Linked DNA regions of Homo sapiens: region 1 is linked to region 2. Evidence: read pairs that join two places in POLR2A ChIA-PET (ENCODE). Cell type or tissue: MCF 10A. All regions are shown on one strand. Each heading gives the region's core, and the rest is flanking DNA. Links, peaks and the distances in the headings are about the cores only. Region 1 has its middle 27 kb from the start of SLC30A1. Region 2 holds the start of NTRAS (non-coding transcript regulating alternative splicing).

Region 1 (8,333 bases), core at 197-8,196, 90 kb after region 2:
ACTATTTGTTGAAAAGAGTGTTCTTTCCCTCACTGAATAGTGTTATGGGCTGAATTTTTGTCCCCCAATAATTCATATGTTGAAGTCCTGACACCCAACACCTCAGAATGTAACCATATTTGGAGATAGAACATTTAAAAAGATAGTTAAGGTTAAATTAGGTCATAGGGGAGTAGGTTGGGTCCCTAATCCATGTGACTGTCTTTGGAGATAAGTCTTTACAGAAGTGACTAAGTTAAAATGAGACCCATAGTATAGGACCCTAATCCAATATGACTAGTGTCGTTATAAAAAGAAACAGCCAGGCGTGGTGGCTCATGCCTATAATCCTGCCACTTTGGGAGGCCAAGGCAGGAGGATCCCTTGAGCCCAGGAGTTCAGGACCAGTCTGGGCAACATAAGGAGACCCTGTCATTAAAAAAAAAAAAAGAAAGAGAGAAAGAAAGACACTAGGGATGCATAGGCACAGAGAAAAGGCCATATGAGAACACAATAAGATGTCCGCCTGCAACCAAGGGAAGAGGCCTCAGGGAAAATGAAACCAAATTTAAAAATTAAAATCTTCCCAGCAGCCGGGCGCGATGGCTGACACCTGTATTCCCAGCACTTTGGAAGGCTGAGATGGGTGGATCGTTTGAGGTCAGGAGTTTGAGACTAGCCTGGCCAACATGGCAAAACCCTGTCTCTACTAAAAATACAAAAATTAGCCAGAGGTGGTGGTGTGCACCTGTAATTCCAGCTACTCGGGAGGCTGAGGCAGGAGAATCACTTGAACCCGGGAGGCGGAGGTTGCAGTGAGCTGAGATAGCCCCACTGCACTACAGCTCGGGCGACAAAGTGAGACTGTGTCTCAAACAAATAAACAAACACATCTTCCAGTCCATGAACACAGGTGTCTTTTCATTTCATCCATATTGATATTACCAAGGGTAATTACCAATTTATCACAGATTTAGTTTTAGAAGTTTTTGTTTTTTTATAATAAGCATTTATATATTCCTACATATAGATAACAACACAAAACCTATATATACAAATAAATACACATATATATAAATAAATATACCCACATACATATGTTTTTGTGTATGTACACATATACACATATATTTCACCTCACTACTTCTTTTTTTGGGGGATCTTTTTCTTTTTTTCTATCTCCCTCTGTCACCCAGGCTGGAGTGCAGTGGTGTGATCTCTGCTCACTGCAACCTCCACCTCCCGGGTTCAAGCGATTCTTCTGCCTCAGCCTCCTGAGTAGCTGGGGTTACAGGCACCCAGCACCACACCTTTTGTACTTTTAGTACAAAAGGCTAATTTTATACTTTTAGTAGAGATGGGGTTTCACCATGTTGGCCAGGCTGGTCTTGAACTCCTGACTTCGGGTGATCCGCCCACCTCAGCCTCCCAAAGTGCTGGGATTACAGGCAGGAGCCACCCTACCCAGCCTCATCTCACTACTTCTTGAAACTCACTTATTCCTCACAGATACATTTTTCTTCTTATTGGAATGTGTCTTTATTTCATAAAGAGTCTAGTTTGGCTGGACATGAAATTCTAGGTTTATTTCCCCTTAATGTCTGAAGAGGTATTGTTTGTCTTTCTTAAAAAAATTTTTTTTGGCCGGATGCAGGTGGCTCACGCCTGTAATCCCAGCACTTTGAGAGGCCAAGGCAGGCGGATCACCTGAGGTCAGGAGTTCGAGACCAGCCTGGCCAACATGGTGAAACCATGTCTCTAGTAAAAATACACAAATTAGCTGGACATGGTGGTGCGCACCTGTAATCCTAGCTATTCTGGAGGCTGAGGCACAAGAATCACTTGAACGCAGGAGGCAGAAGTTGCAGTGAGCTGAGATCACACCACTGCATTCCAGCCTGGGTGACAGAGTGAGACTCTGCTTCAAAAAAAAAAAATTTTTTTTTTTAGAGAATTCACTGTGTTGCCCAGGCTGGAGTGTAGTGGCTAGTCACAGGCACACTACAGGCTCACATTCGTGAGCTCAAGTGATCCTCCCACCTCAGCCTCTTTCAGTAGCCCAGCTCTGTGTTTGTCTTCTTACATCTAACATAGCTGATGAGAGCTCATCTCAATCTGCCTTTCTTTCCTTTATAGATAATAGTTTTTTACCTCCAGGGAAGGATATAGAATTTTCTCTTTGGTGTTCTGTAATTTACTACCATGTGTCTAGATGGAGATGAGCAGAGAGGGAGGAGTAGCTGAGAGGGTCTGTGGAGGTTCAAGCCCCCGGCTCTCTCACACTCTACCTACTCTACTTCCTCCAGGGTGGAGCCTTTTTGATCCCACCTTCTTGTGAGAACAGTAACCTTCTTTCCAATCCCATATGCTTTCTGCCCTTCAGGGATCTCATACAATTTCTGACCCAGTAGGGGTTTCTCTTTTGTTTTGAGCTTGATTGCAGATTTATTTTATTTTTGAGTTGTATTTTCAAATGCTAAAGCTAAAACTATGAAACATTTGCAAGAAAACACAGTATCTCTAGTATCTTAGATTAAGCAAAGATTTCTTACAAAAGCATGAACCACAAAAGAAAAAAATGGATAAATTTGGCTTCATTAAAATGCAGATCTGTTCTTCAGAAGACACTTGTCAAGAAAATGAAAAGATAATCTATACACTAGGAAGAGATATTTGCAAAACACATATCTGATAAAGGACTTGGAAGAATATGTTAAAAAAAACTCTTCAAATATAATAACTAGAACCAAAGATTCAATTTCTTTTCTTTTAAGAGACAGGATCTCGCCCTGTTGCCCAGGGTGGAATACAGTGGCATGATCAGAGTTCACTGCAGCCTTGAACCTCTGAGTTCAAGGCTCCTGCCTCAGCCTCCCAAGTAGCTGAGACCACAGGCATGAGCCACCATGCCTGGCTAATTTTTAAATTTTTGGAGAGACGGGATCTCACTATGTTGCCCAGGCTGGTCTTGAACTCCTGGTCTCAAGCCATCCTTCTGCCTTGGCTCGGCCTCACAAAGAGCTGAGATTACAGGCTTGAGCCACCACATCTAGCCTTAAATAATTCATTTTTTTAAGTGAGGAAAATATTTAAACAGACTCTTCCTCAAATAAAGGGTATGCATGACAAATAAGCACATGAAAAGCTGTTCAACATCATTCTTCTTTATTTCCCCCCCACCCAGAGTCTCACTCTGTCACCCAGGCTAGAGTGCAGTGGTGCAATCACAACCTACTGAAGCCTTGACCTTCCAGGCTCAAGCAATCCTCCCACCTTAGCCTGGGACCCCAAGTAACTGGGACCATAGGTGTGCACCACCATGCATGCTTGTGGTCCCAGCCAATTCTTCCATTTTAATTTTTTTGTAGAGATGGGGTCTCCCTATGTTGCCCAGGCTGGTCTGAAACTCCCAGGCTCAAGCGATCTTCCTGCCTTTGCTTCCCAAAATGCTGGGATTACAGGCATGTACCAATGCACCTGGCCATCATTAGCTTTAGGGAAATGCAAATTAAAACCAGAATGAGATACCACTACCCATCCACTGGAATGACCAAAATTAAAAGGTGCTGGTGAGGAGCTAGGGCAACTGGAACTCTCATTCATTACTGATGAGAACGCAAAATTGTACAGCCTCTTTGAAAATAAATTTGGCAATTTTTAACAAAGTTCAATATATGCTTACCTTATAAACCAGCAATCCTGCTCTTAGGCATTTACACAGGAGAAATGAAAACTTATGTCCACACAAAGATCTGTTTGTGAATATTTGTAGTTATTGTATTTATAATCACCAGAAACTAGAAACAATCCCCATGCCCATCAATTGGTGAATGGATAAACAAATCATGACAACTTTAAAAAAATATGTATATATATACATACTTTTATTTTTGTAGAGAGGAAGTCTATGTTGCCCAGGCTGGCCTCCAACTCCTAGCCTCAAGGTGATCCTCCTACCTCAGCCTCCCAAAATGCTGGGATTATAGGAGTGAGCCACTGCACCTGGCAACAATCATCACACTTTGATACAATGGAACACAACTTAGAAAAAAAAAAAGCTTCAGATATACACAACATAGGTGAATCTCAAAAGCATTATGCTAAGTAAAAGAAGCCAGACTCAAAAAGTTCCCTTATATAAATCCTGCCAAACGGCATTTTGGAAAAGGCAAAACTGTAAGGACAGAAATCAGATTTGTGGTTGCCAGTGGCTGGGAGCTGCGGGGAGGGAATTGACTGCAAAGGGACAGGAGAGAACTTGCGGGTGTGATGGAAATGTTTTATCTCTATTATGGGGATTATATAACTGTATGCGTTTGTCAAAAGCCATAAGCTTATAAAAGGAATGAATTTTTATAGGTAAGTTATGCCTCAATAAATTCTGACACTAAAAATGTGTTTCTCCCTACTGTGATTTGAAGGACTTGAGCCAAAAGAGAAAGCTGTAGCTTGTGTTCAGTGGGTCATCCTGAAATGGCACTCAGCCCAAGATTTGTAAACAGCACTTAAGTATTAGTTCCTTTTCCAGAAGCCCCATTCAGTGGTCCTCTCTGAGCAACGAGTGTCAGTCTTGTTTTCCAGTAAGATTGTAAATTCTGTGAATATGAGAACTAAAGTGATCGGCCGGTCTGGTTTGCCCGGCCTGGGGGCCAGCCAGCCTGGGACTGTTTGGGACTCCTTTTTAAATCCTCCTATGATATCTAGCAGAGGAATGGGCACAAACTTGTTGGCATAGAGAGGTCTAACCTGCTTGTAACTAGGGTTGCAAGTAACCAAGCTGAATGGCCCAAGGGTTACCAAGAGTGAAGACCCACCTCGACAAACTCCAAATTCCTAGACATCGCTGGAGACTCACCCTTCCGCCAGGGCTCAGCTTTCAGGCTTGCAACATCTCTTAGACATTTCCTCTGTTGGCATAATATGATTTAATCTCTTTGTAGTTACGTTTCTTTTTCTGAGACAGGGTTTTGCTCCGTCACCCAAGCTGGAATGCAGTGTTGCAATCTTGGCTCACTGCAACCTTTGCCTCCCCTGCTCAAGCAATCCTCCCGCCTCAGTCTCCCGAGTAGCTGGGACTACAGGCATGTGCCACCATGCCCAGCTAATTTTTGTATTTTTTTGTAGAGACAGGATTTTGCCATATTGCCCAGGCTGGAATAGTTCAGTTTCTTCATCTGTTAAAATACAGATCACAATATCCACATTTTGAGGAAGGGAAAGGAATTTTGTACTGTTAACAGTTTACTACTGAGATTGTAAGGGTTAAGTTTGCCTGCATCTTATTTATTAAGGTTGGTGCAAAAGTAAATTGTGAATTTGGGCCGTGAATTTTAAATCATAACTAGGCTCAAACACATCTTTATTAATCAAAATAGAAACCATTAGAAGCAACACATTTTTGCTAACAAGAAATAAGTTTGTTTATTCTTGTAGCATAAAAATCCATGCTTCAGGATTCGACGGACTTCTCAGAAAGCATTTTCTGCATCCTACTGGTTGTGGAAGCATTTTCCCTGCAAAAAGTTGTCAAGATGCTTGAAGAAGTAGTAGTCGGTTAGCAAGAAGTCAGGTGAATCTGGTGGATGAGGCAAAACTTCATAGCCCTATTTGTTCAACTTTTGAGGAGTTGGTTGTGCGACGTGCGATCGGGCATTGTTGTGAAAGAATTGGGCCCTTTCTGTTGACCAATGCTGGCTGCAGGCATTGCAGTTTTCGGTGTATCTCATCGATGTGCTGAGCATACTTCTCAGATGTGATGGTTTCACTGGGATTCAAAAGCTATAGTGGGTCAGACCAGCAGCAGACCACTAAAAATCCATGACCTTTTTTTGGCACAAGTTTGTCTTTGGGAAGTGTTTTGGAGCTTCTTCTCAGTCCACCCACTGAGCCAGTCGTCACCAGTTGTATAAAATCCACTTTTCCTCACACATCACAATCCAATCGAGAAACAGTTCCTTGTTGTTGCACAGAATAAGAGAAGATGACGCTTCAAAATGACGATTTTTTTATTTTCGCTCAGCTCATGAGGCACCCACTTATCAAGCTTTTTCACCTTTCCAATTTGCTTCAAATGCCAAACGACTGTAGAATGATCGAAGTTGAGTTCTTGGGCAACTTCTCGTGTAGTTGTAAGAGGATCAGCTTCGATGATTGCTCTTAATTGGTCATTGTCAGCTTCTGAAGGCCAGCCCCTACTTTCTCATCTTCAAGCTTCTCGTCTCCTTTGTGAAACTTCTTGAACCACCACTGCATTGTACATTCGTTCGTTAGCAGCTCCTGGGCCAAATGTGTTGTTGATGTTGTGAGTTGTCTCCGTTGCTCTATGACTTATTTTGAATTCGAATAAGAAAATTACTCAAATTTGCTTTTTGTCTAATATCATTTCCATAGTCTAAAATAAACACAAAATAAACAGCAAGTAATATGTCATTAGCAAAAAAAAAGCAAGAAATTCCCATTAAAAGGATGTATAACATAACCACATTTATATAAGAATGTATTCCAAAATCAAACAGCAAATTCCAATAATAAGAACACCGCAATTACTTTTGCAGTCACCTTAGTCTTTGCAGAAGCCCTTGAAGGAAGGAATCCTTGTCCCCGCTTTACAGTTCTAGCTACAGAGGCCTGGGGATGCTAAACAGCTTGCCCAGAGCTAAACAGTCAACACAAGGCAAGTTGGGATTCAAACCCAAGTCCTTCCAGTTGCAAGCTCAGGTATTGGGGTACCTTCCAAACACCAGGATAACTAACATAGGATAGAAGGAACTCAAAATGCTGTTTCTGCCCTGTCTTCCCCTTCTTTCCATTCCCCAAAAATGAACAAAAATTTTTCTCCCTACAGGTGAATCTATCAGCCAATGAATCAAGTTCACTATATTTAGGTTTTCATGAGTAGGAACTGGGAAAAGAGAAACTTTTCTTGGGCCAGGAGAGAATGGAAAGGCTGGATGGACATAACTGCTGGGCTGGGAGTGGAGATGGAGGGGCCAGAGAGAGACTGGCTTCTGTCTGAACCGCTGATGATCCTGTCTGGACTGTGAGCTTCTGGGAGCTCCCTCCTATCTGGTCTCCTTTGTTACCGGTATCCCTGTACTTGGAGGATGCCCCATGTGGGATTACCCTGTAAACTGTAGTTGGTGACAGAGCAAGCCCAAGCAGGCCCTGGTGTCCTCCTCAAGGACCTGCAGTCTCATGAGGTGGTACGTGCCTGGCAAGGCCTCCGGAGCAGGTCCCGGGAGGTCAGCAGCTGGCAGGAATCCTACAAGCCAGCACGTGAGATGGTAGGAAAGAATTCTGAACCCCTGAGTGCCTGGGAATGGAACATTCTGCCTTGCCAGCTGTGATCCCCCCACCCCCTTCCTTGGCAAAACTAAATAGTTAAGTGCATCTTGACAGCAAACCCAAATTTAACTTTGCTTCCTTCTGCAATGAAAGTCCAGCTGAGTTGGGAAGGGAGAGGCCCTTGAAAGGTATTTCCACCTTGGCTTGACTTATTAGGTTAGTAGAAATGGACTTGTTGTTCTTACTGGTAGGTTATTAAAACCCTCAGGGAATGTGCAGAAGGCAAATTTAGTCTGAGGAGCCCAGTAGGCCTAGGAGACGCTGAATAAAGAGTCTAGTTGTTTGGATAGCTGGAATGTTGGGGAGAGGCAGCTTTTCACTGAAAGCTGCCCCCAGGTTGTGCCCTGTGGCTCCCAGTGGCCCCACCCTGAGAGGGTCTGCATGTGACGCCTGCTATCTGCTCAGCGCCTATCTCTTCCTGTGCCTAGGTGGCTCCTCCCCCACTGTCTGTTAGACTGAGAAGCTCAGCTGGCCTCTTGCCCCTTGGACTTGATCTCCACTAAAGTCTCTTCAGACTGAGGAGTGCAGGAGGAAAGGGAGGGATGAGAGTGGGTGGCAGGGAGGTGGGAGAATGCTGCATCTGGCATATCCTGATGCTCTTGAGAAGTGAGCCCTCAGCAGGGCGGAGCAGGCTCCCAGTGCGGAGGCTTGGAGGGAGGAGGCGGTGCTGCAACCTGTCACCTTAAAGGGTTTGATTGAGCTGCTGACTCAGAAGCACAGGGCTGATTACCCATAATTACAGCCCCATGTGGTAGTCTTGTCAAAATGCAGAGACCTCCTTAGTCCCAGAGCTCTTCCCCCTACCCCTTCTAAGTAGAAGCTGCCTTTCCAGAAAACAAATCTTCAGACCTGCCCACGCAAAACCCCACAAAGTCAAGAATCACCTTTCTAGAAAGTATTCTCTCTCCTGGAGCCCAGGGGACTTTCCCAAACACAGCCATGATCATTTCAACCTCCTCCAGATCTTTAGCAAGACCTACGAGGCCTGCCGGTCTGGCTCCTGCCCGCCT
Region 2 (8,333 bases), core at 259-8,258:
GGAAAGATTCATTGTTTAATAAATGATGTTGGAATAATATGGAAAAACAAAGCTACTAGCCTGGGCAACATGGCAAAATCCCATCTCTACAAAATACACGCACACAAACACACACAAACCCACATACACACACACAAGAAAAGCTAGCCGGGCATGGGGGGCGTGTGCCTGTGGTTGCAGGTACTTGGGAGGCTGAGGATCACTTGAGCCCAGGGAGGTCAAGACTGCAGTGAGCTGAGATCTCGCCACTGCACTCCAGCCTAGGTGACAGAGTGAGACCCTGTCTTTAAAAAAGAAAAGAAAGGAAAGAAAGAAACAGAGAGAGAGAAAGAAAGAAAGAAAGAAAAAGAAAGGAAGGAAGAAAGGAAGAAAGAAAGAAAGAAAGAAAGAAGGAAACAAAAGAAGGAAAGAAGGTAAGGAAGAAAGGAAGGAAGAAAGAAAGAAAGGAAAATAAAAATAAAGCTAGATCCCTGCCTCATCCCAAGTTAAACTCACAATCTTAGTTTCTTCCTATGTAAGATGAAATAAAAATAGTTCCCTGAACATAATAGTAGGGGTGAAGTAAGATTATGCATAAGAATTTCTTAGCCCAATGTCCAACTCATAGTCCCCACCCAATAAGTATTACCTCATATTATTATTAGTGTTATGATTAGTCCAGATGAATTATAATCTAAACATCTAATGACAAAATCATAGCACTACTGAAAATTTAGGCAAATACGTCCCTGATCTCAAGGTGGCAATGGTTTTCATAGAAGCAAAGGAAGAAACCAGCCAAGGCAGGGTGTACCAACAACCTTAAAATGTCCTTATCCTTTGACCCAGCAATTCCAATTTTATGAAGTTTATCCTAAGTATGTGCTCAGATAAATGTGCAAAGATGTTTGTGCAAAAGTGGCTATTGAATGTTTTTTATAACAGCAAAAAATAGGAACAACTTAAATGTCAAAAAATGAACGGTTAAAAAATTTTTAGGCTGTGCACAGTGGCTCACGCCTGTGATCCCAGCACTTTGGGAGGCTGAGGCGGACAGATCGCTTGAGGTCAGGAGTTCAAGACCAGCCTGGCCAACCTGGTGAAACCCCGTCTCCACTGAAAATACAAAAATTAGCTGGGCATGGTGGTGGGCACCTGTAATCCCAGCTACTGAGGAGGCTGAGGCAGGAGAATCACAGAGGTTGCATGAGCTGAGATCATGCCAGTGCACACCAGCCTGGGTGACAGAGTGAGATTCTGTCTCAAAAAACAAACAAAACTTTTGTTCGTCCACACAGTGGACTATGCTGCCACTAAAAATAAAAAATAATCTTACCAGCCGGGCACGGTGGCTCATGCCTATAATTCCAGCACTTTGGGAGGCCGAGGCAGATGAATCATTTGAGGCCAGGAGTTTGAGAGCAGCCTGGGCAACATGGTGAAACCCCCATCTCTACTAAAAATACAAAAATTAGCTGGGTATGGTGGCACATGCCTGTAGTCCCAGCTACTCAGTAGGCTGAGGCATGAGAATCGCTTCAGCCTAGGAGGTGAGGTTGCAGTGAGCCGAGACTGCGCCACTGCACTCCAGAATGGGAGACAGAACGATACTCTATCTCAAAAAAATAAAAATAAAAAATCTTGCTGAACATTAATTGATTGATTGGGAAGAAATACTTAGATAAGAGTGCTAACTATGACCAAAGAAGTATATATTGTATGATATCTTAAATATACCAAAATGTACACCAAAAGGGTTATCTCTGTGTGAGGGAGTAACTTAGTTCTTTTTCTTTATTCTTTCCAAACTCACTATAATAAACCTGCTTAAATTACAATTCTACCAAATTTAATAGGGATTTTTTTTTCTTTGAGACAGGGTCTTGCCTCATTGCCCAGGCTGGAGTGCAGTGGCATGATCTTGGCTCACTGCAGCCTCGACCTCCCAGGTTTAATCAAACCTCCCACCTCAGCCTCTCAAGTAGCTGGGACTACAGGCACATGCCACTATGCTGGGCTAATTGTTGTGTTTTTGTTTTGTTTTGTTTTTATTTTTTGTAGAGATGGGGTTTTACCATGTTGCCCATGCTAGTCTCAAACCCCTTGTCTACCTGTCTCAGCCTTCCAAAGTGCTGGGATTACAGACGTGAGTCAGCCACCATGCCCAGCCTTAATAGGGATTTTAAAAGTTCATTTTACAATTTTTAAAAATTGAGGTCTGGGCTGGGTAGCTCATGCCTGTAATCTTAGGGGTTTGGAAGGCTGAGGTGGAAAGATTGCTTGAGGCCAGAAGTTTGAGGCCAAAGTGAACTATGATCTTGTCACTGCACTCCAGCCTGGGCAACAGAACAAGACCTTGTCTCTAAAAAAAAAAAAAAAAAAAAAAAAGTAAAAATTGGTGTATTTCCAATTTTTTGTGCATTTAAAAGTCAATTATTGAACAGAGGTTTTCCAAAAGATACTCCTTTTTTTTGAGTCAGAATCTCGCTGGAGTGCAGTGGCACAATCTCAGCTCACTGTAACCTCTGCCTCCTGGGTTCAAGCAATTCCCCTGCCTCAGCCTCCCGAGTAACTGGGACTACAGGCGAGTGCCTCCACGTCCAGTTAATTTTTTTTTTTTTTTTTTTGTTTAGTAAAGACGGAGTTTCACCATGTTGGCCAGGCTGGTCTTGAACTCCCAACCTCAGGTAATCCACCCACCTCGGCCTTCCAAAGTGCTAGGATTACAGGTGTGAGCCACCGCACCTGGTCTACAAAAGATACTTCTCACCTTTGTTTCTCAAACTAGGGTAAATCTGTGGCATCTGCTAATAGGTCATCACAAGAACATGTGCACAATTTACTTGACTAATCCTCCCTTAGACATTACTTTTATATGAAAACAAATCCAAATGAATTATAAGATAAATATGAAATGCTTATGGTTTCTTTTTCCAGATAGAGCAAGAGACCAGGCAGCCGTCAACCCCCAGATGGCGGCTGCTTCAGGCAGGTCCCTGTCCATGAGCTCTGCCTTAGCTGCTTTGGAGAGGAGGAGGGGCCTGGTGCAAGCCCACGGCACTGCAGTGACATTTGTCCCCACACCCGGGGAAGTGGCCAGCGGAGCCTTATGTTTTCTTGAAAGTTCAAAGTCTCAGGTGTCACAAGTCCCCTCAGCCAAAGATTCCTCAGGTGGAGCCTTGCTTCCCAGAAGCCTCCAAAACAAACAGCAGTAAGTAAATGAGACCCGAGAAGCTGGCAGGCAGCCAGCTTGGGGCAGGATGCAGGGCTGGGGGTGGCGGGAGTGTAGAAGAGGCTGAGGGCTCCCAGCACACCGGCCTGCTGGGGCAGCTCCTTTCCAAGGACCTCATGCTTCCCTCAGCAGCCGGTGCCTCTGGGCAGGACAAGGCGCACAAAATGGGAATGCAGGCTGCCTGAGTGAAACTTGGCTGGGTCTGGGAGCAGGCTGGGCTGGCAGGAATGCTGTGAAGCTGGCAAATTCTGTGCAGGGTGAGGCAGGGCTCATACCAGCTGCCCGCATAATGCCAAGGCCTAGGGTGCTGACTGTGGGTCATCTCACCAGGGCAACCTGTGTCCCAGGCTGCTCAGGAAACAGACGCCCAGGGGCCGAGCCTTGGCGTGTCTCGCACTTTCTGGGCCTCTGAGTCCACGGATGTTAGCCCACATCAAAGAAAGAGGCTCACCATTCAGGGGCATGGCGGGGCAGTGAACTTCCCACAAGCTCTCCCTGCTCTCACCATGGGCTGCAGCCTTGACCTTGGCTTTGTTTATGAGGGAGATGGTGAGGAAAGCCTTCCAGCAGGGGGGACGTGTCGGGGAGGCCACAGGACAGCCGGCATTCATGGAGCTTTTACTCCAGGTCAGACCCTGTAATAGCTGCAGACATGCATTTTCTCACATTTCTCGTCACAATTGCTGGATTATCTCCATTTCACAGGTGAGGAAACTCAGGCTTGGAAACAATCAGTGGAGATAGAGGAAGGTCACACAGCTAGTGAATTGCTAGCTAGGGGTGGACGGATATACACTCACATCCACCATGCTCCTGAGCTAGGCGCTTCCATTGCCCCAGCCCTGTGTCATTACGGAGCCCACCTCTAGGCCCAGCCACTGCCACCCTCCAGGCCCCTCTCAGCCCATAGCCCCCCTGTGCTCCCCTGCCTTGCATCCTTGATCAAGTCCTCAGGGATCTGCCCAGTTTCCTCTCTTTGAGAAAGCTGTCACTCCCCTCTCTGGCTAGGACATGGCTGAAGGTGGAGTGCTGACCTCTCCTCCTCTTCTTCCAACACAGGCTCATGGGCCTCTCCTCCCTGCTTCCCTGGGTTAGTTTTCCTCTGGAAAATCAGGTAAGTGATCATCAAAATAGCAAGCATGAGTTTACAAAGGTTCTAGAACCAAGCTGAGCCCTCATACGCGCTCCCTGGTTGGTGGTCCCTGACTGCCTCTGAGAAGGACATTGGAAGCCCAGGTGGAATGTGAACTCTACATTTATTTCTAAGAGTTTAGAGTTTACTAAGACCCCCACTTTTACCCCCACCCAATTCTTTCCTTCCCCTAGCCCCTTTGTTTGGTCTCTTTTGGTGGCCAGAGGTAGTGAAGGCAGGAGGGCTCACACTTTCTTGGGTGGGCTATTTGCTTCTCTGTGTTTTCCATTCCATCCCACCCCAGCCTCCCCCTGTTCCCAAGGAAGCCAAAGATGGGGCATTAGATTTGCGTGTTTTAGTCTTCTATCTTCGCATGAGCAATGGCCAGACCCTAATTAACCCTAGAGATGAAAGCTGTCTCAGAATCCACCTGGGAGACCATACCTTAAAAACATTGAAGAGTGGGGCCTACTGATTTTGTTTTCTAAGCTAAGTCAAAGGTTCGAAACAATAAATCTTTCTCTACGCAGGAGGAGCAGTGCTATTAGCTCATGGCTGCTGAGCCCATTGGATTTCACCCACAGCTGTGTGTGGGTCAGCAAGGTGGCAGCTTAGAGATGCAAAAGTGGGAAGGGGTCTGGGCATGGTGGCTCACATCTGTCATCCCAACACTTTGGGAGTCCAAGGCAGGAGGATCACTTGAGCCCAGGAATTTGAGACCAGGCTGGGCAACATAGTGAGACCCCATCTCTACAAATTTTTTTTTTTTTAACTAAAAACCAAGTGAGAAGGGAAACTATTTCACAGAGTTGTTGAGTGAATTCACTAGACAACACTTATGCCATTCCTGGTACATAGAGAGCACCAAATACATGTTAGCTGTGATTATGCTGTGGAATCATGATTCTTTGGGGCCCCTGACACTCACTGAACAATATGAAAATGTTCTATTTTCTGTACGTCACTTTCCTCTTTCTGTCCATAAATTTCCTTCCACCATGTGGCTGCGCTGGAGTATCTCTGAATCTGCTGTGATTTGGGGGCTGCCTGACTGTTCATTGCTCAATTAAACTCCTTTAAATTTAATTTGGCTGAAGTATTTCTTTTAACAATGCAAAGTGCCGTATGGGTTGACTTAGGGATCAAACCCAGCCCAGGCCTCCCTGGGGAGGTAACGCTGAAGCGGAGTCTCAGGATGAGAAGGATTTAGCCAGGGGCTTTGCAGCAACTTTGGGCATTTTCCAAGAGCTTAGTTGGGCTAAAGGGTTGGCCTTGGTTAGGAGGGTAGACCATTCAAATGTACCTCAATGGATAAATGGATTTTAAAAATGTGGTATATACGTACAATGCAATATTATTCAGCCTTAAAAAATCCCGACATTTTCGGCAACATGGATGAACCTGGAGGACATTATGTTAAGTGAAATAAGCCAGATACAGAAAAACAAATACTGTATAATGTCACTTATATGTGAAATCTAAAAAAGTTGAACTCATAGAAGCAGAGAGTAGAATTGCTGTTGCCAGCAGCTCAGGGGCGGGAAAATGGGGACATGTTGGTCAAAGGGTACAAAGTTTCAGTTATGCAATATGAATAAGTTGTGGAGATCTAATGTATAGCGTGGGACTATAGTTAACAATTCTGTATTATATACTGGAAATTTACTAAGAGGATAGTTTTTTTTTTTGAGATGGAGTCTCACTCTGTCATCAGGCTGGAGTGCAGTGGTGCGATCTCAGCTCACTGCAACCTCCGCCTCCCCGGTTCAAGCGATTCTCCTGGCTCAGCCTTCCGAGTAGCTAGGACTACAGGCACGCGCCACCACGCCAAGCTAATTTTTGTATTTTTAGTAGAGATGGGGTTTCACCATGTTGGCCAGGATGGTCTCAATCTCTTGACCTCGTGATTCGCCTGCCTCAGCCTCCCAAAGTGCTGGGATTATAGACGTGAGCCACCACATCCGGCTGAGGATAGATCTTAAGTGTTCTCATCTCTCACACACACAAAGAAGAAAATAGTGACTGTATGAGGTGATGGATATGTGAATTAGCTTGATGGTAGTGATCATGTCATAATGTGTACATATATCAAAACATCAAGTTGTACACCTTAAATATACACAATTTTTATTTGTCAATTATATCCCAATAAAGCTGTTTTTGTCTTTTGTTTTTAAAAAAAGAGTTCAAAGTTCTAATACCTAAATTACTTTTCCAGGCCTGGTTAATTCCCATTCTCTTGCCAGTAACTTTTAGTAGAAAGAAGGACAGTCTCCCCTCTCCCTTCCCAATCCTCCCCTCCACCCTAGCCCTTGTCCCAATACAGAGGCTTTGATGAGTTCTGCTCTGAAGTGCCCAGTGGTCAATAAGCACCAAGAATCCTGACCCAGCCAGGCATTATCTCCCGGCAGGCTTGCTTTTCACCAAGGCCTCCTGGTACTCACATGTTGAAGTTATTTTATCTTGCCTTCAAAGCTTGTAGTGATCAGAGGTATTAAACTCTGGAGCCAACAGCTAATATTTGTTGAGCAAAATCTCATGCAATCTTTGTAGCAGCCCTGTGAGAGAGGTTCCCCCGCTATCAGCCTGATTTACAGAACAGAAAAGTCACTTGCCTGAGATTACACAGCAAGCCGAGAGGCTGAGATTCAGATTCATACATCTGACTCCCGAGTGCTTGGGTTTAACCCTCGAGCTCCTGTCTCTTGGCAGACCCCGTGGATCAGTCCGCTAAAGTTGACCCGAGGAATTTCCCTCCTTCACCTCTGAGCTTATATCCAATCCTCGATCTTCAAGTTTTCATCACTCCTGGGATATTTCCCTTTAGAGGCAGCTGATTCACAGACCCATGGAGTCAGAAGTTTACATTTTACTGACAGATCAATTAGTTCCCAAGGGAGGATGTAGAGTCCTACCTTGCAAGAAACCCCAAGGACCAGCAGGTCTCTCTGCTCCAGTGTCCCTGGGCCCCTTGTCAGCCATGGCCAGGGTTGGGACAGGCAGAAACCAGCCTGAGAAAAGCACGGAAAACAATGTCCAGTGCCATGATCAGGGGTGGGTCCGGTGGGCTGCTTCCTGGCATGCTGATCTATGCTGGGGCTCAAACATCACTGGAGCGAGTGTGGAACCAGATGACGCAGTTCCTATGCACGTCTCCTCTCAACTGTGATGTGAAACTTGGTCTAGCTTCTGCCAAAGAAAACACAGCCATTGAGTAGGAATAAAATTTGTTCCTGGTCCACTCATTTCTATTGAAAATGTTCTCACAGGCTGCCTGGTACAACTTTTCCTGAAGTGGGCTGTGCCATGACAGGAGCTGTTTCCAGGGAATAAGTGGTTTATTAACTGAATTTAAAACACTTTGAGAGGCTGGGTGTGGTGGCTCACGCCTGTAATCCCAGCACTTTGGGAGGCCGAGGTGGATGGATCACGAGGTCAGGAGTTCGAGACCAGTCTGACCAATATGGTGAAGCCCCATCTCTACTAAAAATACAAAATTTAGCCAGGCATGGTGGTGCATGCCTGTAATTCCAGCTACTCAGGAGGTTGAGGCAGGAGAATCTCTTGAACCCGGGAGGCAGAGGTTGCTGTGAGCCGAGATCGCACCACTGCACTCCAGCCTGAGTGACAGAGTGAGACTATGTCTCGAAAACAAAACAAAACAAAAACAAACACTTTGATGGGTTGAGTTCCGTGGCTAATGCCTGTAATCCCCACACTTTGGGACACCAAGGCGGGAGGATTGCTTGAGGCCAGTTTGAGACCAGCCTGGGCAACATAGGGACACCCAGTGTGGTGTTATGAAATAGATTGGTTTTCGTCCAAGAGGGTTCCTGGCTCATAACTCCCATAGCCCTTGTTTCAGTCTTTTGTTAGAATGTTGGGTGCATTAGGCCTCAGGGGCAGCCTCTGACCTTCTCCCTAGCTCTTTTCACTCTAACATTCCCTCGCCTTTCTGATTGTGGATTTTAAGACTCTCCCATGCAAGGG

What was found. ChIA-PET counts read pairs that join two places held together with the same protein. Peaks named below come from ENCODE experiments on the same cell type or tissue, not always from the same donor. Only the 100,000 strongest peaks of a DNase experiment are listed, where the experiment ranks them.
Region 1: POLR2A ChIA-PET joins it to region 2 with 13 read pairs; 7 of 35 experiments call an interaction of 5 or more read pairs at or near these places.

What each region holds. Positions count from the first base shown.
Region 1 is chr1:211,548,391-211,556,723 of GRCh38, reverse strand. No RefSeq gene overlaps it. Among named protein-coding and RNA genes, the nearest start is that of SLC30A1, 27 kb to the left of the region's middle. RefSeq lists a silencer at 7,681-8,088. In MCF 10A, for the core only: no CTCF peak of the experiment used is centred there; DNase peaks (open chromatin) are centred at 4,473 and 4,893.
Region 2 is chr1:211,638,815-211,647,147 of GRCh38, reverse strand. It overlaps NTRAS (non-coding transcript regulating alternative splicing), which reads right to left and starts at 7,340. Exons shown (of 3, transcript NR_131925.1): 1 at 7,259-7,340; 2 at 6,788-6,929. RefSeq lists an enhancer at 3,722-4,557. In MCF 10A, for the core only: no CTCF peak of the experiment used is centred there; DNase peaks (open chromatin) are centred at 3,367, 7,167, 7,517 and 8,157.